Linked DNA regions of Homo sapiens: region 2 is linked to region 1. Evidence: chromatin loops called from intact Hi-C (ENCODE). Cell type or tissue: mammary epithelial cell. All regions are shown on one strand. Links, peaks and the distances in the headings refer to the core of each region. The heading gives the core; the rest is flanking DNA.

Evidence for each region. Peaks named below come from ENCODE experiments on the same cell type or tissue, not always from the same donor. Only the 100,000 strongest peaks of a DNase experiment are listed, where the experiment ranks them.
Region 2: a loop joins it to region 1, with 2.0 times the contacts of the local background. A loop is called at or near these places in 24 of 110 quality-filtered maps.

What each region holds. Positions count from the first base shown.
Region 1 is chr11:61,954,854-61,962,853 of GRCh38, reverse strand. BEST1 (bestrophin 1) reads right to left here. Exons shown (of 11, transcript NM_004183.4): 3 at 7,653-7,747; 4 at 6,903-7,136; 5 at 5,856-6,010; 6 at 5,390-5,467; 7 at 4,556-4,708; 8 at 3,276-3,356; 9 at 2,811-2,962; 10 at 1-599. It overlaps LOC107984334 (a long non-coding RNA gene), which reads left to right and starts at 2,962. Exons shown (of 2, transcript XR_001748245.2): 1 at 2,962-3,122; 2 at 4,322-8,000. In mammary epithelial cell, for the core only: CTCF peaks have their summits at 3,362 (motif pointing left) and 7,643 (motif pointing right); a DNase peak (open chromatin) is centred at 3,623; H3K4me3 peaks cover 692 bases.
Region 2 is chr11:61,812,017-61,820,901 of GRCh38, reverse strand. FADS1 (fatty acid desaturase 1) reads left to right here and starts at 3,899. Exons shown (of 12, transcript NM_013402.7): 1 at 3,899-4,347; 2 at 7,549-7,659; 3 at 8,234-8,431. The coding sequence starts at 3,973. It overlaps MIR1908 (microRNA 1908), which reads left to right and starts at 5,662; the gene lies at 5,662-5,741. It overlaps LOC124902680 (a long non-coding RNA gene), which reads right to left and starts at 2,882. Exons shown (of 2, transcript XR_007062696.1): 1 at 1-2,882. It also overlaps a transcript of FADS2 not described here. RefSeq lists silencers at 3,538-3,637, 3,978-4,177, 5,698-5,817 and an enhancer at 4,698-5,595. In mammary epithelial cell, for the core only: a CTCF peak has its summit at 3,870 (motif pointing right); DNase peaks (open chromatin) are centred at 571, 3,911, 4,471 and 5,611; H3K4me3 peaks cover 2,556 bases; H3K27ac peaks cover 3,198 bases.

The DNA.
Region 1 (8,000 bases), core at 1-8,000:
GTGTAGTGTGTATGTTGGTTGGTGATTGTTCCAAAGGTTCTTTGAGGTGATTTTCGGGGATCTCTGGCATATCCGTCAGGTTAAACTCCACAGTTTTCCTCCTCACTTGAGATACTTCTGGGTGCTCCATCAAGGCCCCATCGCTCTCTGAGAGCAATTCAAAACTTTTCTTGGCCCCAGAACTCACAGTCTTTAAGCTTTTGTCTTTGGTGTCTATGCCTGTGACACTGTGAAGCTTTGACGGCGCTGATGGTTCTAGGGGGAAGAACATGGGAGTGGGGCTGAGGGGCGTCTGTGGGGCACTGTAGTAGCCTGGCCTCTGATACAGTGGGGCAGACTTGAAGGCGTCCACAGCCTTAAGCTTCCAGGCCTTGTTGTCTTCCTGGCCCCTAACGTTCTGTTTGGCTGCCTTGTGGTTTTTGGGCAGGCCCTCGTGGAGAAGGGATTCCCTCTTGGGCCACAGTAGTTTGGTCCTTGAGTTTGCCCTGGGAGGATGGTGATCATGGGACTGCAGGCCTAGGAAGCGGCCAATGATGCCAGCGTGAGCATCCTCCTCGTCCTCCTGATTGGGCTGGAACTCCATCTCCTCTTTGTTCAGGCTGGAAAGAAACAGGAGATGCAGGGCTGAGCCAGTGGACAAAGGACCAACACCTGGCCTTACTTCTCCCTTACCCCCGCTCCTCTCTCTCAGTTGGCCCAAGCCAAGGCCACACCGTCTTCCTCACCATGCCCCAGCTCTCACCTCTCTCCTGATCTGTCCTGTACCTCCCGGTGATCCCTCCAGGCCCAGCTCACCTCACTGTTTGTTGATTCCCTCTTGACCAGAGTTAACATCCAACCCCCGCAACCACCCCGCCTGGCGTGTAAAGGCCTCCTCATCATTCACTTCCCCTGTAAAACCCCTCACTCCAGGCAGTCAGAAACACTGGTGCCCTGGCATGAGTGGTTCAGATGAGGCCCATGAGTGACTCTGGGCAATGCCAGGAATTTGTGGTTCCAACTGGGAGTGACATCCACAAAGAGAAATTTGACTTCCTAGCAACAGGCATCCCGGGAGCCCCAGACCTTTACCCTGCAAGGGAAAGCTTATCTACCAGAGAGTATGGCCTGCCCTTGCCCAAGTTCAGATTCTTCCCATGTTCCATGGCTCAGCTCCAGACCCAGCTGGAAGCCGCCTCCCAGGCAGACAAAGATGACTGTGTTCCATGTTCTGTCCCTTTTCTGGACATCCAGTACTTTGTACCTTGTATCCAGAGTTTGAGGCTTGGGTTTGAGCTCCCTCCATAAATTGTGCATTCCTTGGAGACAAGGTCTATGCTTTATCGTTCTGTTTTCAGCCCTCCCCACCCCTCAACAACCTTCAGCTGCTGGGGTACAGACCATGTAGGGCTCAAAGTCATCCTCCAGAAATGTTTCTGACCTAAGCAAGCCTCCAGCCTTCATTTGATCACCTTCCCAACCCTTCCTCACACTATCTATAGACTGTAGTTAAACTCGATTGCAGTCTAGTAGGATATTTGGTTCTTAAAAGAACAAGCAGCCAGGCACAGTGGCTCACACATGTAATCCCAGCACTTTGGGAGGCTGAGGAGGGTGGATCACCTGAGGTCAGGAGTTCGAGACCAGCCTGGCCAACATGGTGAAACTGTCTCTACTAAAAATACAAAAATTAGCCGGGCTTGGTGGCTGGCACCTATAATCCCAGCTACTCAGGAGGCTGAGGCAGGAGAATTGCTTGAATCTGGGAGGCGGAGGTTGCAGTGAGCCGAGATTATGCCACTGCACTCCAGCTCTGGGCAACAAGAGTGAAACTCCGTTTAAAAAAAAAAAAAGAAAAGAACAAGCGAGAACAGCACTGGATACCGTGGAAGAAACCCTTGAGTATGAACCCTGACATGTGCCCAACACTCTCCAAGGCACTTTCAACTCTGTTGTCCTGGGGAGAAAGGACCAGCTGGGATAGCCCTTCAGCCCACTGCAGCTCAAGAGGGATTCAGATGGAATCAGGGAAGTGGGACCATGTGGGGATAAGTCTGGCTGCTGTGGGTGGCCTGAGCCCTTTACTCGGTAGGACAAAGTCAATTCAGGAGGTACCTGTGATGGCCTGGCTGCCTGCTGGGACTTTGCTGCCCCTCCCCCATCCCAGGGAACCCCACTTCCACTTCCCATCCAAGCATCGTAGCTTATCAGAAAACATAGTTTTGACACCTATAATTCCAGCATTTTGGGAGGCCAAAGCGGGCAGATTACTGGTCAGGAGTTGGAGACCAGCCTGGCCAACATGGTGAAACCTCATCTCTACTAAAAGTACAAAAATTAGCCAGTTGTGGTTGTGGGCACCTGTAATCCCAGCTACTGGGGAGGCTGAAGCAGGAGAATCACTTGAACCCAGGAGGCGGAGGTTGCAGTGAGCCAAGATCACGCCACTGCGCTCCAACCTGGGCGACAGAGCGAGATACTGTCTCAAAAAGAAAAGAAAACATAGTTCTGGATGACAAGAGCCAGGTCCTAACGTTCCACTGCATCACTGATCACAGGCTGTCCTTCGAGTAGCAAATGCACCATTTGGTAGCTATGTGGCCTTGGACAACTTACTCTCTCTGAACCTGTACTTTAATTATCTGAAAACTTGGGATAACAAACCAGAATTATTGGGAGGAAAAAAATAGTTAATGTTTATAAAGAGCATAGTACAGTGCCTGACACTTACTGAAGCAACCTGTATGCATTAACTAGTGCTATTCTAAGTTCCTAGGCAGACCCCTGCACTAGGAGGGGCTTCCCACCCAGCCCCCTGGCTCTGGCCACACCTGATGTTGAAGGTGGAGCCCATAAAGGAGGCTCGACGGAACTGGGCGGAAGCAGCTGTGTAGGGGGGCTGTGGCTCGGGCTTATTCCAGTACATGTCCGGCTCCATCCGAGGCAGGTCCTGGTGCATCTCATCCACAGCCAACAGGGACACCTGGTCACCAGGGACAGAAGAAGTCCCACAGAAAGATCATCCCAGGCAGGACCTTGTATGTGCCTGATGACTTGGAGGAATCTCTCCCTCTCTCTGGACCTCAGTTTCCCTGCCTGTGAAATGGGGAGATGGGTGCCTGCCTGCAGCCTCAAAGATTGAGGTGAGAATCCTGTGAGTGAATGACTGGCTGCAGGAGGGAGGAGGGGAAGGGTTGATCATTCACTGTGAGGCCTCCCTACAGAACAGTGGGGTCCTCTCTTTGGGTCCACTTTGGGGAAGGTCCATGGTATGGTTTCTCTCCCTCTCCCCATACCTGCAAATTCCTGTCGACAATCCAGTTGGTCTCAAAATCATCATCATCCTCTCCAAAGGGGTTGATGAGCTGCTCTGCCACCTTGGGGACAGGTGAGGCTCTGTAAACCCTCAGGCAGAACTCCTCAAAGCCAGCTTCCCCCTTTAAACCTCAGCTGCTGCTATTTCCACACCCCATGACGCCCTTCCTGCCTGACCACTGTCTTCAAAGGCAGAGTTTAGGGCTCCAGCCCCCCACACTTGTGGGCACCCACACACTTCTGGACACAGCCCCTCTAACTCTTCTGAGCCAGTCCTTCCCTGAACACCCACAGCTGTCCCTGAGTGTATCACTCGGCTGAGTCACTGCCTTTATCTCACCTCATGTATCTTACCTGGAGTTGCATAATTTTATTCATTCATGCAACAGAGATATATACTGAAGCTGGGCTGAACTAAAGGGCAGTCTAGGTGGGCAGATTCCTGGATAGCAACCTCTAAAATGCCCTAACAAAGCCCCGAAGAGGTGACACGCGTCTGCCTTAGGGGTCCAGGGGACATCTTGCAGGCCACTGGGGCACCCCGGAGAATTTCAAGCATAAAAGTGTGATTTGTTTTGATCTGCAGAAACCAAAGATAACTGGGGGGGCAGGGGGAATTTAGAGGAATAGGAATGCGTGTGTGTGTGTGTGTATGTGTGTGTGTGTGTGTGTGTGTGTGTGTGTGTCACAGTGACAGGAAGGGCAGAGACAGAGACTTACACCCCCATTACCAAAAAATAAAGGAAGGTAGGAAGGGAGAGAGAGTGGGTGGGCAACAGAAGGAAGGAAAGATAAAGAGGTGGAGAGAAAACTGTGTGATTCAGAACATCTGTTCGGAGTATTGGCTGTGGTGGGAGGGAATACCTGGACAAGCCACTTGAGGTGAGGAACAAGACAGCCCAACAGGCATCTTGAATAAGGAGAGGTGGTGCCGATCTGCCTTCTAAAGGGCAGGGGCTTCTGAACCTTAGGGCTTTGTTTTGTTGTTGTTGTTGTTTTTGAGATAGAGTTTCATTCTTTTGCCCAGGCTGGAGTGCAGTGGCACGATCTCAACTCACCACAACCTCCGCCTCCCGGGTTCAAGCGATTCTCCTGCCTCAGCCTCCCGAGTAGCTGGGATTACAGGTGTGCGCCACCACGCCTGGCTGCTTTCTACCCGTGAGACCTTCCTTTCCTGACACTGCATCCTCGTCTCAGGCAGCTGCTGGCCATGACCCCTCTGGCCATGCCTCCAGCCCAGCAGGGCCCTGGAGAGGCCCACCTTCAGCCAGCCAACATAGAAGAAGAACTGCAGGAACGTGAAGACGGGCACAACGAGGTCCAGCTCATGGCCAGGGTAGGCCTTGGCTGGGTTCAGAAACTGCCGCCCAACTAGACAAGTCAGGAAGAAGCTGTACACCGCCACAGTCACCACCTGGGAGGAGGAGGAGGATGTGGTAGCAAAGGGCTAGGTGGGAACCCTGAAATCAGGATGCTCCAGGGGCTGGGAGTCTGAGACAGGAGACCAAGGCCTTGTTCTGACTTGCACACTTATGTGACTTAGGGGCTCTGTTAACCCCTTTGTTTGTTTGTTTGTTTGTTTGTTTGAGACAGAGTCTTGCTGTGTCGCCCAGGCTGGAGTGCAGTGGCATGATCTCAGCTCACTGCAACCTCCACCTCCCGGGTTCAAGCGATTCTCCTGCCTCAGCCTCCCAAGTAGCTGGGATTACAGGCGTGCACCACCACACAGCTAATTCTGTATTTTCAGTAGAGATGGGGTTTCACCATGTTGGCCAGGCTGGTCTCGAACTCCTGACCTCAGGTGATCCACCTGCCTCAGCTTCCCAAAGTGCTGGGATTACAGGCATGAGCCACTGCACCCGGCCAACCTCTCTTTAATATGGGGATAATCACATTGCCTCTACTGGACTGGGCCAGGCAGGAGCCTGGACTCTTAGAACTTGGCACTTCAAAGTCCAGACCCAACTTCAAAGTGTGGACCCAACTCCCAGGGGAGCCACTTAGCCTCTAGGTGAGCCCTTCCCACCCCAGCTGCTTCCTTGGTCCTTCTAGCCTCAGTTTCCCAAAAGGGCAGCCTCACCAGCCTAGTCCTCACCTGTGTATACACCAGTGGGATACTAATCCAGTCGTAGGCATACAGGTGTCCACACTGAGTACGCAAGGTGTTCATCTCCTGGGGGGCAGAAGAGGGGGATGGGGTTCTGAACACCACCTGCCCCCACCCTGGGCTCGCCCCCACCTCTTCTCCAGGTACCAGGGCCTGGTACCTATGGTCCATTCCTGGCTGTGTGGCCATGGGAAGCTCACTAAACCTCTTTGTGTCTCAGCTTCCTCATCTATCAAAAGGGAACCAGGACCTCACAGACTTGGAGAAGAGGGAGGGGCCTCTGAGAAGGGACCACCTCGGGCTGTGGATTGCTGTTGGAAAAGATTCTGCAACCCCACCTCAGGCTCTCGGAAGACCCTCAGGGGCCCAAGGCTTCTCTTTGTAGGAAACCTTGTTTCCTGTGGACCACAGCCCTTCCCACTCTGCGGCAGCCCTGTCTGTACAGTGGGCTCACGTTCAGCAGGCTCTGGAGCAGGATAGGGTCCCGGATTCGACCTCCAAGCCACGCCTTCATTGACAGGTTGGCAAACCACACCCAGGGCACCCAGAACATGTTGTGTGGTAGGCTCAGTTTCTCCAACTGCTTGTGTTCTGCCGGAGTCATAAAGCCTGCAGAGTGGAGTGAAGAAGGCGGTGGGTGGGAGAACCTGCAGAAGGGATGGCCGGCACCTGCTGACCTATAGGAACCTCAGCACTCCTTTGCCATCCTCTTTCTTTCAACAACAAAAAAATTTCTGAGCACCTACTAGGTGCTGTTCTGGGCTGAGCATGTGGGCAGGGTATTTATTTATTTCCAGAGAAAGGGTCTGGCTCTGTCACCGAGGTTGGAGTGCAGCGGTGCGATCTTAGCGCACTGCAGCCTGGAACTGCTGGGCTCAAGTGATCCTCCTGCCTCAGCCTCCCGATACTCAGCCTCAGACTGCAGGCACACGCCACCATGCCCTGCTAATTTTTAATGTTTTTGTAGAGATGGGGGTCTCGCTATGTTGCTCAGGGGCGTCTCAAACAGCTGGGCTCAAGCGATCTTCCCACCTTTGCCTCCTAAAGCACTGGGATTACAGGCGACAGCCACCACGCCTAGCCTGGGTCTGTCTTATTAACCAGGACCAGGTCAGGCCAGGCTGAGGGGGTGTCAGAGACCAATGTCCCATACCTCCAGAGTGGAAACCGGAGATCAAGAGGGGCAAGGGCAGAGGGAAGTAGACCCTAGTACCTCACCAGTTCCCAAGCCGTCACCCTTCTTTCCATTATCCCTCAAGGGTCCTTAGCCCTGCCTCAGACTCCTACTCTCGGAGGGTGGGCTCCTGGCCTCGCCCCACCTTCAGACACCCGACTCTGTCCCGCCCAATTGGACCCCCAAATCTTGACTACACCCCACTCCTGGCTCCACCCAATCCCCCGAGTCCGGGGGACTTTGGCTCCACCCATCTTCCATTCCTGCCGCGCCCATCTCGGCCCCTGGCTCTGCCCGGTGCCTCCCCGTTGCTCCCGGTCCGCCCACCTGCTTGCACCAGGTGCTGGGCGCTGGGGAAGCGCTTGTAGACTGCGGTGCTGACGCTGCGCAGGATGAGCACGTTGCCCAGGTTGGCGTAGCGGATGAGCGTGCGCCGCAGCAGCCGGCCTTGCTCGTCCTTGCCTTCGACGAAGCCCGACACCAGGCTCATGAGGCGGTCGGGCCACGGCAGGTTCTCGTACTGGTTCCACCAGCGGGTCACGACCAGCGTCACGTAGAAGCCTGGGCAGGAGGGGCGGGGGGCGAGGGGCGAGGGGCCAGGCTGCGGCCAGAGCCCAGGGCCCAGCGCCCGGCGATGCCTCGGCTCCTCCAGCTTTCTGCTGCGAGCGGGCCTAGCCCCCAGCCCTCCTGGAAGGCGCTCGGGAGCGAGAGGCAGGCAGAGCCTCGCATGGAGGCGCGAGAGCCCCAAGGGTTCTGTCACCCGGGGGTCCCCCTGCTGGTCCCAGAAATCCGCCAGACCCCCTCCCCTCCCGCGCAGGGGCTCCAGGGACCATGATGTCAGCGCTTCCCTCAGAAAATGGGGTTTTCATTGCTAACGGCAGGACGTCTTACCTAACGTCTAACTTCAGTTTCACTGGCTGCAGTCCGCACCTTTCCCTACAGAGAGGCGCCGACCTGCCGCTGGCGTTCCCCCGCCCCCTCCCCAGCCCCTTGCCGCAGCTCCTCGTGATCCTCCCCTGGCCTGTCTGGAGCCTGGGCGGCCACAGGGACCCGGAACAGCCAGAAGGGGGAACTCACCCAGCACGAAGGAAATGGGGATGAGCTGGATGTAGCTGTCGCAATACAGAGTCAGTTTCTCAAACATCAGCTGTTGTTCTTCCGTGAGGGCCAGCCTGGGGGTGGGGGTGGGGGTGGAATTGTGTGGACGCAGCGAGGAGATGGCTGAGACTGTCCCCAGGTCTAGCCCGGCCCTGGGTAGGAGTGGGACTGCCTCGATGCTATCCCACATTTTCCCCAGCCCAGGGCCCCTCCTGAGGCCTGAGCCAGGTCCATGATGCTCCTTGTACAGCCCCAAACCCGGACAGGAGGAGGCCCCCTCCAGTGGTTTCTTGTGGGGAGAATCCTCACACTGGCCACTGGGAGATG
Region 2 (8,885 bases), core at 509-8,508, 140 kb after region 1:
TAGAGACAGAGTCTGGCTCTGTCACCCAGGCTGGAGTGCAGTGGTGCAATCTCGGCTCACTGCAACCTTTGCCTCCTGGGTTCAAGCGATTCTCCTGCCTCACCCCCACAAAGTAGCTGGGATTACAGGCACCCCCCACCACACCCGGCTAATTTTTGTATTTTAGTAGAGACAGGGTTTCACCGTGTTGGCCAAGTGGGTCTGGAGCTCCTGACCTCAGGTGATCCGCCCTCCTCACCCTCCCAAAGTGCAGGGATTACAGGCATGAGCTGCCACGCCCGGCCAATTCAGCAAATTTATGTGGGATTCCACCTAGAACTCCAAACCAAGGTGCTCTGAATATGTATTGGTAGTATAAACAGAATCCACAGCCCTATCCTGGATTATAAGCTCGTTAGGGAGGTAGCAAAATACATGACACTGACCTAAGAACACATGAAAAGCAAAGAAACATGAATGCAAAGTCATGTCATATAAGCTGTTTAAATCCTGAGTAAGATGAATTTAATTTGCATCTATCCTACTGACCTATAATCCGTGACTCACTTGTCTCTCTCCTCCAGTAGACATGACTAGGCATGACCCATATAGTACTGAACTTTGTATTCCCAGCACCTTACCAAAGTAGGTGCTGGGAATACAAAGAGGAGACACCCCACAAATGTTAAATAAAACACTTAATGAATGGTTCTAGGTAGGTGGGGTTGATCAAGGAATTATCTTACAAGTGGTATGGGTTTTTTGGTTTTTTCTGAGGTGCAGTCTCACCATGTTGCCCAGGTGATTCTCCTGACTCAGCCTCCCAAGTAGCTGGGATTACAGGCACTAATTTTTGTATTTTAGTAGAGACAGAGTTTCACCATGTTGGCCAGGTGGGTCTCGAGCTCCTGGCCTCAGGTGGTCCACCTGCCTCTGCCTCCCAAAGTGCTGGGATTACAGGTGTGAGCCACCGCGCCCAACCTAGTCTTTTTATAGAACAGTTATCTCTGTAGCCAAACTTACATCATATTATTTAATTTTCCTTGATTCGGGGGAGGGGGGAGGGATAGCATTAGGAGATATACCTAATGCTAAATGACGAGTTAATGGGTGCAGCACACCAACATGGCACATGTATACATATGTAACAAACCTCCATGTTGTGCATATGTACCTTAAAACTTAAAGTATAATAAAATAAAAGATTTACATAAAACATTTTTCCTTGATTCTGTATTAAAGGAAAGATGACATTATTTTCAATGTCTGCAAAATATTTCACTGATGGGCATTTAGAGTGTTTCCATTTCCCGCTATCATAGATACTGCTTTAATGAATATTTTTTGTTTATAAATAGTTTTCTTTTTTTGTGTGTGGATATAGAATCTTGCTTTGTTGCCCAGGCTGGAGTGCAGTGGCACAATCTCGGCTCACTGCAACCTCTGCCTCCCGGATTCAAGCAATTCTCCTGCCTCAGCCTCCCGAGTAGCTGGGACTACAGGCGCACGCCGCCACGCCCAGCCGATTTCTTTTGTTCAGGCTGGTCTTGAACTCCTGAGCTCAGGCAATCCGCCTGCCTCGACCTCCCAAAGTGCTAGGATTATAGGCGTGAGGCACCCCGCCTGACCTATAAATATTTTTCTAAGAACATTTCCTTAGGCTATATTCCTAAACATGGAATTATTGGGAACATTTTTATTTTTCTATTTTTTTTCATCTCTTCAGTATTCAAAACATTCCTAAATTCTGGCCGGGTGCGGTGGCTCACGCCTGTAATCCCAGCACTTTGGGAGGCCGAGGCGGGCAGATCACGAGGTCAGGAGATCAAAGCCATCCTGGCTAACATGGTGAAACCCCAACTCTACTAAAAATACAAAAACAAAATTAGCTGGGCGTGGTGGCGGGCACCTGTAGTCCCAGCTACTTGGGAGGCTAAGGCAGGAGAATGCCATGAACCTGGGAGGTGGAGCTTGCAGCAAGCTGAGATCAGGCCACTGCACTCCAGCCTGGGCGACAGAGCGAGACTCCATCTCAAAAAAAAAAAAAATCTTAAATTTCTATATAAGTTGTCAAACTATTTTTTCCAGTTTAATCAACTTACACTTCTACCAGCAGTATGAGAGCTTTTATCCCACTGCACAGTCACATAGGAAAAATGGTTTATGTAAAGGACCTCTCTTCTGTTATTTAATACCCATGAATTTCTTATATAGTTGTAATCAGCGAACCCATACTACTTTGGGTTCTGCTTATTTCACGGGGAAGGATTCTATATCTATCAATATAGTTCACATTCTAGCCATTTAAAATCATTCTTTAATTCTTCATTGTGTTAACAGATCCCAATAAGCTTGGCGATTTTCTTATTGTCAGGACTCGGGTTTATTTCCAGTTTTTGCTATTAAATTGGCTATTTCTGCATCTTTGCACAGTCTCCCCTACTTTACCAAGAGTGAAACTGCTTGATCAAAGAATAGAAAATGTTTTGTAGCTCGCATTAGACACTGCCAAGTTGTTGGGCAAGGTTTTTAAAAAAGGAATATTGGCTGTACAGAGGTGCAGCTGTGTGGACCATCATTCCTGAGCAGGGTCCAATAGCCTGGCATCTTACCTGGAAGTCAGGACATCTAAACTTCCCTATGGGAACTTGGTAAGCCCCTTCCCCATTTCGAACCTCAATTTTCTTATCTATAAAATGAAGAATTTGGATGGAATGAATTAATCCTTTTCTACCAGAAATCTAGCCATATTTCACCTAGTCTATTCTGTATCACCCTCTCCTGACTCCTACGTGCTCAGAATCTAGCTCAGTGCTTGGGACAGTTATGTTTCCTTTCCCTTTGAAGTGCCCAAATACCAGTGTAATGAGAAATATGGCAGAGCCTGAGAGTTCAGAGCACAGGCCAGGGTCAAATCTCAGCCCTCCACTTACAAGCTGTGTGACAAAATAACCTCCCCCGGGCTCAGTTTCTTCACTGTAAATTAGGTTAATTGTTCCAACCTCATAGGGTTGTTAGGAGAATTAAATGAGTTAAGGTTTGCAAAACGCTAAGAACAGTGCCTGGCACACAGTAAGTGCTTTATAAAGTGTTTGTTGAATAAATAAAATTTTGGACCTAAACTCTGGGTCTCTTCAGGACTGCAACAGCTTTGTAACTGGCAACCCCACTTTTAGGTGCGTTCCCACTCCTCTAAAACCCAGAGATCTAAATGCCAAATCTCTCTGCTTAAAAAGTCTCCCAGGGCTCCTAGGCGCCTCCAGGCTAGAACAGAAATGCCTCAGCTTGAAGACCCAGGCTTTTCAGGTGAAACACCTAAGGGTCAGGAGACGCTAGGATCATCACTCAAGGATCCCAGTGAATTTTTCCAAAATACAATAAAAATAAAAACAAAAAGAGGCAAACAGGGTTATAAAAATTGTGGGGCATTTTAAATGTTTCATTGAACAAATTAAAGCATTAACAGCCCTCCCCCAACCACCACCAAGCCCAAGAGACCGTAAATATGCTGTTCACAAGATAACTGCAACTTTCAAGGGCTCTCAGGCTGCTACTTCGGGCAGCACAATTGGCGGCACGACGTGGCAAGCAGGCAGTAGTTTCCAACCCTGGAGGGTCAGCGTCTGGAGACCCCGGCCAAGGCATCCACAGCCTAAAGATGATGTCCGCGACCGCCCGGGCAGCCTCGTGCACGGAAAAACCTCAACCCCGGCCCCGCCCACCCTTCCTGCGGCCACCCCGCAGCCCTGGCCCCTCAGTCCATTCACTCCTGCAGCGCGGCCCCGCACCCAGGGCCTGCACTAGAACCGCTGTTCCTACCGCGGCGCCCCCTGGGAGCCAACGCCGCGATGCCCGCCTGACGTCAGGAAGTCGAATCCGGCGGCGACGCCTTTAGGGAGCCCGCGAGGGGGCGCGTGTTGGCAGCCCAGCTGTGAGTTGCCCAAGACCCACCGGGGGACGGGATCTCGCTCCCCGCGCCACGAGGCTCGGCCAATGGGAACGCGCGCTGCGAGGCCCGCCGGTCTGCCCTGCGGTGCTGAAAACCCGGCGCGCAGGCGGCTGGCTCTGGGCGCGCGCCAGCAAATCCACTCCTGGAGCCCGCGGACCCCGAGCACGCGCCTGACAGCCCCTGCTGGCCCGGCGCGCGGCGTCGCCAGGCCAGCTATGGCCCCCGACCCGGTGGCCGCCGAGACCGCGGCTCAGGGACCTACCCCGCGCTACTTCACCTGGGACGAGGTGGCCCAGCGCTCAGGGTGCGAGGAGCGGTGGCTAGTGATCGACCGTAAGGTGTACAACATCAGCGAGTTCACCCGCCGGCATCCAGGGGGCTCCCGGGTCATCAGCCACTACGCCGGGCAGGATGCCACGGTGAGCGCAGCCAGGCGGGGGCACAGGAGAGGGCGGGACCGGAGGCTGAGTGCAGGGGAGACAGAGTTACGCACTCCGAGCCAAACACCGACTAATTCGGAGGAAAGCCCGGAGGCGCCTGATCATACCTGTTGCCCGGTGATTGGGTGTCCTGCGGATGCGGGATGAAAAGGCGGGAGAGAGGCCTGGAGAAGTGGAGTCTGGGGAGTGGGGATGGAGGCCAACAACACGCACACACAAACAAAGGGTCCCGCCTCCCTGCCGTGCATTCCATCTGCAGCCCCGAGCCTCAGGTCTCTGGGCGGGGACAGAACCCCGAGCTGGGTAGGCTAGGAGGGAGGAGAGCAAGGATGCAGGCCGCCTGGGGAGGGAGGGGGTCAGTGGCCAGGGGAGGGAGTCACATCCTGTCTCGATGGCTAGGAGAGGCAGCGCAGCCGCGTCTGGACCTAGGTGCCGGTCTCCACTCGCCAGCAGGAGCGGAGAGGGAGCAGGAAAGGAGCCCATTCTCGAGGATGGGGCTGAAACGGGAAGCTTGGGGAGACCGCTGCCTTGGGGACCCCTGCGTCGTGTGAAGACTGGAGGACGCGGAAGGGACAGCGCTGGCCGGGGAGGGCAAGCGGCCGCTGGCGTACATAAGGGATTGGGAATGGCATACACTTAGCGAGGACCCCCAGAGCTGTTCTCGAATCGCCGGGGAGGCCACTGAGCCGCAGGCCAGCGAGGTCTTCAGCTATTCCGCGGAGCGGACCGCTGTTTACGCTCTGGGGCGGTAGGCCCTTCGCGGGGTCCTGTCCCTTCTTCCCTTGGTCTCACTGCGGGGTCGGCGCGCGCCCCAGCCCCAGGCCTGCTGCTTCCCTTTCTAGACCACAGCCCTCAGAGCTAAGGCCCCGGCGCCTCTCTGCTGGGTTGGAGTCCTGGGGACTCAGTCCTAGGGACTCGAAAGTCGGGGCGTTCCCTTCACCGCGTTTCCCCCTTGGCGGCCAGAATGGCGTCCCCTCCCCTTGCATCCCCCTCTGATCCCGTGCCCTGCAGCGTGATGCCCTCCACTGTCCCTATCCACTACCCTGGCGTCCCAGAGTGTGCCGCGGGTCACCAGGTTCCCATAACGTCGCAGCAGAGCTTAGACGCTGCGGGGCGAAGACCCGCCCCACCCTCTGACGCGACCAGCCTAGTGGGCGAGGCCAGAGCTTGCGCGGGTCAACCAGAGTGACCACTCGGGAGCCCTGACTGCGGCCAAGGGCGCAGGCGTGTCCCGGCGCATGCGCAGACGAAACAGGCACCAACGCTGGAGCTTCCCGCAGTGTGATTTGGGGCCGGGAATGCCGCGGCGGGGACGGCGATTGGTCCGTATGTGTGGTGCCACCGGCCGCCGGCTCCGCCCCGGCCCCCGCCCCACACGCCGCATCACTTACAGGGCCCGGGGCTGCCGGACCTGCCAACGTGAATCTTATCGCCATGGACCTTACCTTGCACAACCCAAAGTAGCTGCCTTGGGGCAGGGGGTGGCCAGAGTGCTTAGGGAAATGTGGAGCCCTACCCAGAACAACGGTGGAGGGAAAGGGAAGAAACGCAGAAGTGCCCCAGTTCGGACGTAGGGAAGTCTTCCTCTTCGTGGTTTTTGGAGAACCCTAGCTAAGAGAGGAAAGGGACTTATTGAAAGACCCGCAAGAAGGGACGGAAGTCTCATAGCCCTGAGAGGTGAAGCCAGCTGGAGTTGATGGGTCGAATGGGGACCTAGAGAACTTTTCTGTATCTAGAGGTTTGTAAAATGCACCAATCAGTGCTCTGTAAAAACGCACCAATTGGCGCTCTGTAGCTAGCTAGAGGTTTGTAAAATGAGCCAATCAGCAGGACGTGGGCAGGGACAACTAAGACAATAAAAGCTGGCCACCCCAGCCAGCTGCTGCAACCCGCTCCAGTTCCCTTACAGGCTGTGGAAGCATTGTTCTTTTGCTCGTCACACTAAACCTTGCTGCTGCTCATTCTTTGGGTCTGCAAAGAGTGTTATTCCTTTAAGAGCTATAACAGCGGGAAGGTCCACGGCTCCATTCTTGAAGTCAGTGAGACCATACCCGCCGGAAGGAACCAACGCCCGACACAGCCCCACCCATCTCTCCTGTTTCTCACCTATACTGAAATTCTTGGGCAAAAGCTGTCTGTGGACACACCCAGGGGAAAGGCCAGCCCAGGCAGGTGTTTCTTAGTGGTTCCCCTCAGCCAATGCTTCCCATTCCTTGATGCATCCTTCTAACTAGAGCAGATACTCGGTGATCTTAAACTGTGGACACCTGGGAGCACCCTCAAAAGGCAGCTGGGCCTAGGGAGATGGCCTGTGCTTCTGTGTCAGGAGTTGGTTCCTTCAGGTGGGCTCGTGGTCTCGCTGACGTCAAGAATGAAGCCATGAACCTTCGCGGTGAGTGTTACAGCTCTTACAGGTGGCGTGGACCCAAAGAGTGAGCAGCAGCAAGATTTATTGTGAAGAGCAAAGAACAAAGCTTCCACAGCGTGGAAGGGTACCCGAGCAGGTTGCCGCTGCTGGACGTTGGGGGGTGTGAGGGGGAGCAGCCTTTTTTTTTTTTTTTTTTTTTGAGACGGAGTCTCCCTGTCGCCCAGGCTGGAGTGCAGTGGCGCGATCTCGGCTCACTGCAGGCTCCGCCCTCCCCCGGGGTTCACGCCATTCTCCTGCCTCAGCCTCCCGAGTAGCTGGGACTACAGGCGCCCGCTACCTCGCCCGGCTAATTTTTTGTATTTTTAGTAGAGACGGGGTTTCACTGTGTTAGCCAGGATGGTCTCGATCTCCTGACCTCGTGATCCACCCGCCTTGGCCTCCCAAAGTGCTGGGATTACAGGCGTGAGCCACCGCGCCCGGCCGGGAGCAGCTTTTATTCCCTTATTTGTCCCTGCCCATGTCCTGCTGATTTGTCCATTTTATAGAGCACTGATTGGTCCATTTTACAGGGTGCTGATTGGTCCATTTTACCTCTAGCTAGCTAAAGAGCACGGATTGGTGCATTTTACAAACCTCTAGCTACAGAAAAGTTCTCCAAGTCTGCACTCGACCCAGGAAGTCCATCTGGCTTCACCTCTCACTTCAACTTGGGTACAGCCTTCTGGCGGGCAGGAGGATGGCCTTTGGTGCGAACACTGCCGGAGTCCAGGGGGCTGGCTCCCTCACCTTTCATCTTCTCCCGGCACTTGCAGGATCCCTTTGTGGCCTTCCACATCAACAAGGGCCTTGTGAAGAAGTATATGAACTCTCTCCTGATTGGAGAACTGTCTCCAGAGCAGCCCAGCTTTGAGCCCACCAAGAATGTAAGACCCTGTGTTTGCTATGTCGCAACTATTGGTTGTTGAGGGGGACAGAGAGGGGGTGGAAGGAGAGTCTAGATGGGATCACAGTCATAGTAATCACAGTCAGTAGTAGCTCTGGGGAGTCTTGAGGTCCCTGCTTCTCTTGCATAGTCATGAGGTCACAGGCCCAAGGGAGCATGGCTTTGCAACCTATGGCTCCCCCAAGGCTGCCACTACCATGGCTGCCATCATTGTTATCATCATTGTTATCATATGAGCACTTACTATGCACCAAGCATAAACTCATAACTCTTACACATTTACAGATGAGATAACAGGCTCAGGGAGGTTAAGCAACACAGCCAAGGATCACACAGTTAGTAAATGGCAGAGCAAGGACTTAGTCCCCTGAACTCTTAGGCACTATCCCATGGCACCTCCTCCTGTCATCCTCATTGTCGTGGTATCTTTGCCTAGGACTGTGGACTTCCCACAGCTACCTCAGTGGGAGGTCCTTGAGCCTGAGAGGGCCCTTGTCTCCAGTAGCATTGGGGTGCAGATGAGAAGAATAACAGCTCCTCTTCCTCTTCTGCAGAAAGAGCTGACAGATGAGTTCCGGGAGCTGCGGGCCACAGTGGAGCGGATGGGGCTCATGAAGGCCAACCATGTCTTCTTCCTGCTGTACCTGCTGCACATCTTGCTGCTGGATGGTGCAGCCTGGCTCACCCTTTGGGTCTTTGGGACGTCCTTTTTGCCCTTCCTCCTCTGTGCGGTGCTGCTCAGTGCAGTTCAGGTGAGAGCCTTTGGCTTGTCAAGTGCACAGCAATGCTCAGCATCCCTGGGGAAAGCTCCTTGGGTGTTTGAGGAAGGCCAAGAGTGCCTGCCCTCCAAGCAGGGCAGATCTGAAGGTATGCAGGAGTGAGTGCAGGAACATGCATTCTGCTGTCTTGACCTGTCTGCTCTTTAGCCACATGGACATCTTCATTTCTCTCACTGCCTTTTTAGCTGCTTCTCCAAGGGTTCTCTTCTTCCTATGCGGTTTGTTCTCTGCCACAGCCCACCTGTGCCAGGAGCCAAGTTTCTGGTTTCTTAGCAAAGCTTGGCTCCCTCCCCACCACTGACATTGCCCAATATGTTAATAATGATTGAGCGCTAATTCTTGACTGTCAGGACCCATTTGGCAAGCCTTCTGCTCATGTTTCAGTCCTTTCTGTATTCTAGATGTCAGTCCATCATAAGTCATGAGC